Regions from separate parts of the Homo sapiens genome. Here region 2 is linked to region 1. A link is a loop called in an ENCODE intact Hi-C map of the cell type or tissue named here. Cell type or tissue: B cell. All regions are shown on one strand.

Region 1 (5,000 bases):
GGTTCTTATCTCTGACGCAGGTAGTCCCTACTGCTATGTCGTTCCCCTATTGGCTAGGGTTGGACTGCATAGTCTAAGCTAATTCCAACTGGCTGTTTTAAAGAAAGCAGGGGTATGAACCACAGTGGCGGGGTGAGCAGTTTCAGTGGGAAGGACGGTTACAGAACAGGCGATTAAAGGTGATGCAGGTCAGAGCAGATGACCAGGGGTGACTCAGGACAGAGCAGGTGACCAGGGGAATAGATGTGAACTACTGATTGGAACTGGTGGAAAAGGTTGTTTACTGAAACTAGGGGCAAGGAGATGAGGTTAAACTTTAAAGTGGAGAACAAAGAACTGAACATACTGACATACTGATTCTTTGAAGAGAAATTTAGAACTCACTGTATTTAACATGGGGCTTAAATTGGACAATAAAGGATGAGAAAGATTCAGAAAGGAAAGGAACAGAGTAGAGGAAGTAGGAATGAGCAGCAGACTGATGGTGAGATCAACTTGCAGGGTGTGATGGCTGGAGTGACTAAGAATTCTACTGCCTCTGTTAAGAAATTGCTCAACTCTAGTCTGAGTTCTTACAATTCCTAACACATACACATATGAATATATAAGTCCTTGTATTATTTTTAGTTGTTTGGCTGTTTTTTTATCAACTGATTGATGTTCCATGAGGTTAAGGATCATGCATTATTAATTGTTCTTAAGGCTTCATATTTATGATTGAAAGGAAAAATTAGGAAAGTTTCAGATGACTTCTGTTTTGGATGATCTGTATTTAAGATGATAATAAGACATCTACTTGGAAAAATATTTCCAACAGAAACAATGATATTTCAATAATGGAAAAGAATTTGGAATGGGAAGACAGATTTTGACAAGTGTTGGGAACAGGCCCCCAAATCTGGCCATAAACTGGCCCCAAAACTGGCCATGAACAAAATCTCTGCAGCACTGTGACATGCTCATGATGGCCTTGACGCCCACGCTGGAAGGTTGTCAGTTTACTGGAATGAGGGCAAGGAACACCTGGCCCACCCAGGGCAGAAAACAATAGCATGAGCGATCTGTGCCTTAAGGACATGTTCATGCTGCAGATAACTAGCCAGAGCCCATCCCTTTATTTCGGCCCATCCCTTTATTTCCCGTAAGGAATACTTTCAGTAAATCTTATCACTGGCTTGCTGTCAATAAATAAGTGGGTAAATCTCTGTTCAAGGCTCTCAGCTCTGAAGGCTGTGAGACCCCTCATTTCCCACTCCACACTCTATATTTCTGTGTGTGTCTTTAATTCCTCTAGCGCCACTGGGTTAGGGTCTCCATGACCGAGCTTGTCTTGGCAGACAAGATTCATGAAAAGGGTAGTTGAAGATATGTAACAGTATTAATTCTCCAAGAGTATGAAATAAATATCACTAGGTTCAGACTGAACCTTGGAAAACAAACAATTTGAGTATAAGTAAGAACAAAATTTATCAATGATAAAGAAAAAAAAGGGGGGTTAGTTCCATGGTATATTAACCAGAGAGTCTCAATCCCTTATATTTTACTGGGCCATTTCTTTGATATTTCTGGTTATGTTTCCTAGATGCGCTAACCAAGTAGTGTCCTAATGCTTAATGAGCATGATCTCATTTACCATAGTAAGATGGGTGTAAAGTAGGCCCATATAATCCGAATGAAATTTCAATTATGCTGAGCAGCTGGTTCTATGACATGTTATCTCAGCTGACAGTACTATCTCCAGGTGTTTTATCACTTCTCATCTATTTAAAACCGAGTCCCCCTAAAGCTGGTAGCTTTAAACTAATAAATATTGATTGAGCATCTAGTGCCTTATAATATTGTGTTAGGAGGACTTACAAAAATGGGTAAGCAGATGTGTGAAGAAACGCTAGGAGAACAGAGAGGAACGAGTAATTAATTATGATGAGAAAGTTGGAGGTTAAAGAGCAGGGCTCCTGATGGATGAACATGTCTTGGTGGGCATGTTGCGGGAGGGGAAGACGGGTGAGAGTTTTGTTGGTGGAGAGGGAGACAGTCAGGGGAAATCCGGTAGAGACCACAAAGCAGAACAGAGACTTCAAGGGGCATGCTGGTAAAGGCTCCCATAGTACCTTGTGTTTCTCAAGGGCAGGGGGTCAGTGTTGGTTTAACTGCATCCTCGGCACACAGGAAATACTATTTACCGTGTCAATAAATTTCAGGACAAGCGGGGTTGTCCCCAAGTGTCCTACAAAACGGCGGTTACTCTTCCCAAGGGAAGCAGGGGATTGGGGATGGTCCTCGCAGCAGTTTCTTTTCGCAGACAATGGCAGATCTGAGACATGTGGCACCCCTCCCCGTTCCACCTGGCTGGAATGGGCAACTCCTCTTACCAGTGACCCCAAATTCAGGATCAGTAGGACAGCCCCCACCCCACGCCACCAAGCCCTCAGCGCTCCACTATGACGTCACGCGCGGCGGCGGTAACTATGGAGACCGCCAAACCCTCACTAAATGCGTAAGCGCGCCTGCGTTCCCAACGCCGAAGCTGGTTCTACCTTTCTCCGGGATTCCTCTGAGGGCCAAGGTCTGGTCACCCAGAGGCTGCTAATTTCAAAGGCAATATGAGAGGGACTGGATGTTTGGAGGGGGACACGGGGCTGGACATCTGGATCCCCAAACCCGGACTCACCTCTCGGACAGGGCTGATTCCGATCGGACACTTCCGGTGGAAGGACTGAGCGGCGCTACACTTCAAGAATTCCGTCCACAGGGACTTGTGAGTCTGCGCAGAAGGCGGGATGCCTTTGGACTACAATTCCAAGAATCCTTCCTGGGTCTCTTCGGGCGCAGACTTTTCGCCAAAGTCCTGAAGATCTCAGGGCTTGAAGGAGGGGGCATCTTTTTTCTCCATTGTAGTAGTGTGTCTTGCTAAATAACAGAAGGGACTCCTGAAAAGAAAATGACGTTGGCCGGGCGCGGTGGCTCACGCCTGCAGTCCCAGCACTTTGGGAGGCCGAGACGGGCGGATCACGAGGTCAGGAGATCGAGACTATCCTGGTTTACGCGGTGACACCCTGTGTCTACTAAAAATACAAAAAAAAAAAAAAAAAAAAAAATTGCCGGGCGTGGTGGCACGCGCCTGTAGTTCCAGGTGCTCGGGAGGCTGAGGCAGGAGAATCGCTTGAACCCGGGAGGCGGAGCTTGCAGTGAGCCGAGACCGCGCCACTGCACTCCAGCTTGGGTGACAGAGTGAGACTCAGTCTCAGAAAAAGAAGAAGAAGAAAAAGATACACACTCGAGCACACATTTTCTCAGCAAAGCAATTTACTTCTATAGAAGGGTGCGTCTCACGGATGGAGCAATGGCGAGAGCACACCTGAACAAGGGAGGGGAAGGGGTTCTTATCCCTGACGCAGGTAGTCCCTAGTGCTGTGTCGTTCCCCTACTGGCTAGGGTTGGACCGCACAGTCTAAGTTAATTCCGATTGGCTATTTTAAAGAGAGCAGGGGTATGAGCCGGAGTGGTAGGGTGAGCAGTTTCAGTGGGAAGGACGGTTACGGAACAGGTGACTAAAGGTGACTCAGGTCAGAGCAGGTGACCAGGGGTGACTCAGGACGGAGCAGGTCACCAGGGGAACAGATGTGAACTACTGATTAGAACTGGTGGAAAAGGTTGTTTACTGAAACTAGAGGCAAGGAGACGAGGAAAATGAGGAAGTTAAAGTTTAAAATGGAGAACAAAGAATTGAACATACTGACATACTGATTCTTTGAAGAGAAATTTAGAACTCACTGTATTTAACAAGGAGTTCAAGGCCAGCCTGGCCAACATGGTGAAACCCCGTCTGTACTAAAAATATAAAAATTAGCTGGGTGTGGTGGTGGGCGCCTGTAGTCCCAGCTACTTGGGAGGCTAAGACAGAAGAATCGCTTGAACCCAGGAGGTGAAGGTTGCAGTGAGCTGAGATCACGCCACTGCACTCCAGCCTGGGCGACAGAGCAAGGATCCATCTCAAAAAAAAAAAAAAAAGTTTATTCGGGAATAGGAAATTGCAATAAGAATAGACGTGCCAGAGTAAACTATGTTTCTATTCAGGGAGGTAAAGGAAGACAAAGGTTTTTAAAGGAAGAATGGGGAGGATTATTTAATTGTTTTGAAATCATTATTCTTGACTACAAAGATCGGTAACGAGGATGACACCAGTCTGAGGTTAGACAAACAGTTGCTGGGCGGATGTCCTTGCAGAGGTATTTTTGGTGTAAGATGGGTTTTGCAGTCATATGTGATAGTTTTCTTATGAGGCATACAAGCCTGAGAAGTGTCTCTTCATAGCCCTCCCTGGCTCTATCTGTCAGATTATTGCTTTTGTTTTTATTTTTTAACACTAGTGGGCCGGGCGTGTTGGCTCACTTTTCTAATTCCCCGCTTTGGGAGGCAAAGGCAGGAGGATTAATTGAACTCAGGAGTTCGAGACCAGCCTGGGCAACATAGTTGGGACCTCGTCTCTACAAAAATTAAAAAAAAAAAAAATTAGTCGGGGGTTGTGGAATGCACTTGTACTCCCAGCTACTCGGGAGGCTGAGGTGGGAGGATCGCCTGAGCCCAGGAGGTGGTGGCTGCAATAGTGAGCTGTGATTGCACCACTGCATTCTAGCCTGAGTGACTCCTGCCTCTATTTAAATCTCAGGTGGTGAAATTGAAGCCCACGCAGCAGGGTTGCAACTGAAACTTCATCTCCTCTGCAAAACCTTCCTGCATTCCCAGACAACTTTTCTTCTGAGGCCTTGTTTGATTCATCCCCTTACCCCAGTGGAACTCAGATATTCAAAATGGTATTAATTAAAACCACTGGCTGTCATTGGTCCATGCATGGCCTTAAAGTGTGAACATTTTTTAATCCATTACCTAGTCTATAAGAACTGTAGATTGACAACAACTTAGATTTAATACTACTCTTTTTCTAGTCCCTCTCTATACTACCTCTCATCCGAGGAAACACTATCACAAATTTTGTATTT
Region 2 (5,000 bases), 260 kb after region 1:
CTGTGCCCCAACAAGTTCAATCATATGGTCAATGATTCAATCAATCCTGCCTATATAATAAAACCCTCATAAAAGCTCTGGATACCAAGGTCAGGGAGTTTATTGGTTTGTGAACACATAGATATCCTAGGGAGGTGACTCCTGGTTCCACATAGAGATGGCACAGAAGCTTTGCTTTCAGGACCCTTCCAAGCCTTGCCCTATGCGTCTCTTCATCTGACTGGTCCTGATTTGTATTCTTTATGATAAAACTATAATCATAAGGACAGCACTTTCTATATTCTATGAGTCATTCTAGCATATTATTGAACATGAAGGGGTAGTGGGAATCCCTGGATTTGAAGCCAGTTGCTCAGAAGAGCAAGTGGCCTGGGAACCCCACTTGCAGCTGGCGTCTGAAGTTGGGACAGTCTTGTTGGGAAATGTGCCCTTTAACTGGTGAGGTCCAGCTAACTCCAAATAATCAGTGCCTGAATTGAATTGAAGTACATCAGTTGGTGTCCAAATAACTAGAAAGAAATTCATGTACGTAGTTAAAAATTTAGGAAATTCAGATTAGGCAAACTGAAAAAATATCTATAAATCACAGTCCGAAGATTATTCTATTAACTTTATGATACCTATCTATTGCAGTAGTCGTCTTTTCATATATTTAATATTTTTTACATGCATGGATACACTGTGGAATTCTTTTAACTCTAAAGAAAGTGTAATCTTGACACAATTTAAAATGTAATTTCTTTGTTTTTTAGTGTTTCCATGTAAATATTTACTTTGGAGAATAGTGAGTTCAGCCTCTGCAATCAAACAAACCTAGACTGAAATTGTGGCTTCGTTGCAGATACTTTTGCTGTTTTTGTCTTAATTTCCTCATCTTTTTAATGAGAGTAAAGGCAATCAGAGTTACTCCACAGGATACTTTAGGAAATAATGGAGATAATTGAGAAAAATGGCTAGACTAGCTTAGTAGATCTCACTAGTCACATATAGAAAATTTATATTTACTGTTTATTAATATTTTATTGATATTCAATTACTTAACTTTTTGTATATATTTAAATTCACATTTATGCTATTTGCACTAGTCCAAATAAAGTACTTAACAATTTTTATGTCATTTAAATTTCTAATATATTTGAATAAATGCTTAGAGTTTTATGTTTTGATATAACTTCTAAACAGCTATTAGAATATATTAATAGCTAAAATAAAAATCAAATATAATCAAATGAAGGCTTTTTTTTTTTTTTTTTTTTTTTGAGACAGAGTCTCGCTCTGTCGCCCAGGCTGGTGTGCAGTGGCTTGATCTCAGCTCACTGCAACCTCCACCTCCCTGGTGTAAGCGATTTTCCTGCCTCAGCCTCCTAAGTAGCCATGCCACCAGGCCCGGCTAATTTTTTGGATTTTTAGTAGAGGTGGTGTTTCACCATGTTGGTCAGGCTGCTCTCAAACTCCTGACCTCGTGATCCACCCACCTCGGCTTCCCAAAGTGCTGGGATTACAGGCATGAACCACCGAGGCTGGCTGAAGACTCTTTTTGAGGCCTGTTCTTCATTTCACACTTCAAACATCATCACAATATCAATAAAGAGAATATGTTTATACATACAGTTAAAATGAAGACATACATAGTAAACAGATTTAAGATATGAAAGAAAAACATTGGAAAACCAAGAAGATACCTAAGAGAGTAGAAAGTTTGTCAAAGTTTGTCGTTAATTTTGTCAGGAAAACCTGGTTTTCCTGGAAGCCTCATGTAGGGGAGGAAAAAAATATTTTCCCTCTACACTTCTGAGTTCTCAGCTAGAGCCCTTGTGACAAAAGACAGATTAAGAAGAGAAAAACAAACAAGTTTATTAACATGGGTACAGCACATGTCTCATGTGAGTGTACCCAGAAATGAGTAACTAAAAAATGTGACTTAAAACTCCAGTTTATATACAGCATCTTTAATAAGATCAATAAGTTTTTAGAGAAATTAGAAGACAAAGGAAAAGGATTTTGAGTTTTTAGGAGTGACAAATTGTGGGAAGGCAAATATATACGAAATTAATGGTAGATAAAGGCTGGTTAGTAAAGTTGTTATGCAGATTGCTCTGGTGCCCTCTCCAGGCTGATGAGAGTCTGATGTTGTCTCTGGTGATTAATTTTTGCCCTTTCTGGTAGAGAGGGGAGGAGAGACACCTCCGTACATTTATGTCCTGCTTTTAGGCAAATAGGGAGAGGGCAGAGAGTTTTCTTGTATCTGCTTCTTCTTAGTTGCCCTCAACTCAAATATTCTTTATGTCAATGTGGCATATTTTGGGGTGGTGTGTCTTGCCACCCTTCACTCAAAAACAGCTAATCTCTACCCAAAAAGAGAATCCTGGCTGGGCGCGGTGGCTCACGCCTGTAATCCCAGTACTTTGGGAGGCCGAGGCGGGTGGATCACGAGGTCAGGAGATTGAGACCATCCTGACTAACACGGTGAAACCCCATCTCTACTAAAAACACAAAAAATTAGCCGGGCATGGTGGCGGGCCCCTGTAGTCCCAGCTACTCGGGAGGCTGAGGAAGGAGAATGGCGTGAACTCGGGAGGTGGAGCTTGCAATGAGCCGAAATCATGCCACTGCACTCCAGTCTGGTTGACAGAGCAAGATTCCATCTCAAAAAAAAAAAAAAAAAAAAAAGAGACAGAGAATCCTTCCCCTAAAAGGAGACCCTAAGTATCGGCCCTTACCCCTTGCCTAGTGTGCCTGCCTTTATTCAAAATGTGAGACTCAAAACTTATTCGAATGTTACTCTTTTATTGTCTCACAATAAATCCAAGCCCATAACCATTTCTTGTAGGAATTAGTCTTTTTGAGACACTTCACAGTACTCACAAGCCTAAAGACAGAAAACTAGATTTTTTTTTCTTTTCAAAGAATTTAACCCTTGCTTAATAATAATCAGCTGTGACATTTGGATTTAAGTGTGAAGTTACTAACAAACATAGCACTCCTAGGTAGAATCCACCCAACCATGACCATGAACCTCCAAGTCATAGCTTGAATGTACCCATTGCATTGAACGGCCTCTACTTTTTTCCCAAAAGCCCAAATGCCTCTGTGCTATTTCTGTCTCATTTAAATTTAAGCTTCTTGGCCAGGTGCAGTGGCTCACGCCTGTAATCCTAGCAGTTTGGGAAGTCGAGGCAGGCAGATCACTTGAGGTCAGGAGTTTGAAACCAGGCTGGTCAACATGGTGAAACCCTGTCTCTACTAAAAATACAAAAAAAATTAGCTGGGTATGGTGGCAGGCACCTGTAATCTCAGCTACTCGGGAAGCTGAGGCAAGAGAATTGCTTGAACCCAGGAGGCGGAGGTTGCAGTGAGCCAAGATCATACCACTGCACTCCAGCCTGGGCAACACAGCAAGACTTTGTCTCAAAAATTAATTAATTAATTAATTAAAGCTTTTTTTTTGTTTTTATATCCATTTTTTTTATTTCCTTCATAAAGATGTACATTATATTACATTGACACATTATATTCACCTTATTTTGTAGGGTCACCATTGACCTAGGCACTATAGGGGGAAAAAAAATGAAACCCAGTCTGCACTCCACATGACTTGTAAAAACAAGATATAGTCATCAACACCTCCAATATTGGCTTACACAATAGGCTATAACAGTGGGTTAGAGTTCTCCAAGTGCATGGGGAAAGTAAAATCAATTAGTGTATGGGTAAAACAACTCAATAAAGAACTTTTAAATATTGTTTTGCTAAGTATTCTGTGACCAAAATGTGAATTTTATCTCTTCTAAAATGACTGTACATACATATAAAGATTGTGTCGACCCCAAAATTCTGTTTTGTTCTATTAAAAATTAAAAATAGGGGCAGGGCACAGTGGCTCACACCTGTAATTCCAACATTTTGGAAGGCCAAGGCAGGAGGATCACTTGAGCACAGAAGTTTGAGAACAGCCTAGGCAACATGGTGAAACACTGTCTCCACCAAAAAAGATACAAAGATTAGCCCAGGGTGGTGGCCTGTGCCTGTAGTCCCAGCAACCCAGGAGGCTGAGGTGGGAGGATTGTTTGAGCTTGGGGAAGCCAAGGTGCAGTGAGCCATGATTGTGCCACTGCACTCCAGCCTGGGCAACAGAGTGAGACCTTGTCTCAAAAATAATAATCATAAACAATTTTGCCAAGATTTCTGGATAGTATTTTCCTAATTTTTTTTTTTCTTTTAGATGTAGTCTTGCTCTGTCACCAGGCTGGAGTGCGGTGGTGTGATCTCAGCGCACTGCAACCTCTGCCTCCTGGATTCAAGCAATTCTCCTGCCTCAGCCTCCCAAGAAGCTGGGATTACAGGCGCATACCACCACACCCTGGTAATCTTTGTATTTTTGTAGAGATGAGGTTTCACCATGTTAGCCAGGATAGTCTCAAACTTCTCACCTCAAGTAATCTGCCTGCCTTGGCCTCCCAAATTTCTGGGATTACAGGCATGAGCCACCGCACTCAGCCTAATTTTTTAAAAAAATCTTTTGAGCTTTAATTTGTTTCTAACATGATACTCCTGTATCAAGAATAGATGCTTCATCTAATGAGATTGTATTGTTCGGGCTCAGAAACCGATTCCCCAAAATATGGAGCTTTGACATACTGAACTGAAGAAGAGTACTCAAGGTCTTTCGGACCTTCCCCCTATTCCTCTCTCTCATTTCTCTATCTGAAAGCAGAGAATGAAGTTGTTCTCTGAAATTCCCTTATCTCTCTAAAGTATAGACCTGCCAAAGAAGAAAACAATTACCTCTGGTCTCTTCTCTGAGTTTTCATTAACTGAAAACTCATATCGCAAGAAGACTGAAGTCTGTCAACACACGGAGACAAACCTTTGCCACAAATCATTGTCTGGTCTGTGGGCCAAACAGACTTTGTCCTAGGCTGTTATGTTATTCAAGCCTATTGAATTCCCCTAAAAATCACTTAATACCCCTGTAAAATCATCCACACTTCCCCAACTCC

What was found. Peaks named below come from ENCODE experiments on the same cell type or tissue, not always from the same donor. Only the 100,000 strongest peaks of a DNase experiment are listed, where the experiment ranks them.
Region 2: a loop joins it to region 1, with 2.7 times the contacts of the local background. A loop is called at or near these places in 4 of 110 quality-filtered maps.

Annotation. Positions count from the first base shown.
Region 1 is chr6:28,078,642-28,083,641 of GRCh38, reverse strand. It overlaps ZNF165 (zinc finger protein 165), which reads right to left and starts at 3,074. Exons shown (of 4, transcript NM_001376491.1): 1 at 2,672-3,074. RefSeq lists enhancers at 2,629-2,748, 3,549-3,618. In B cell, no CTCF peak of the experiment used is centred here; DNase peaks (open chromatin) are centred at 2,091, 2,561, 3,471 and 4,181; H3K4me3 peaks cover 2,763 bases; H3K27ac peaks cover 3,043 bases.
Region 2 is chr6:27,816,999-27,821,998 of GRCh38, reverse strand. No RefSeq gene overlaps it. Among named protein-coding and RNA genes, the nearest start is that of H2BC14, 4.5 kb to the right of the region's middle. In B cell, a CTCF peak has its summit at 2,080 (motif pointing left); a DNase peak (open chromatin) is centred at 2,108.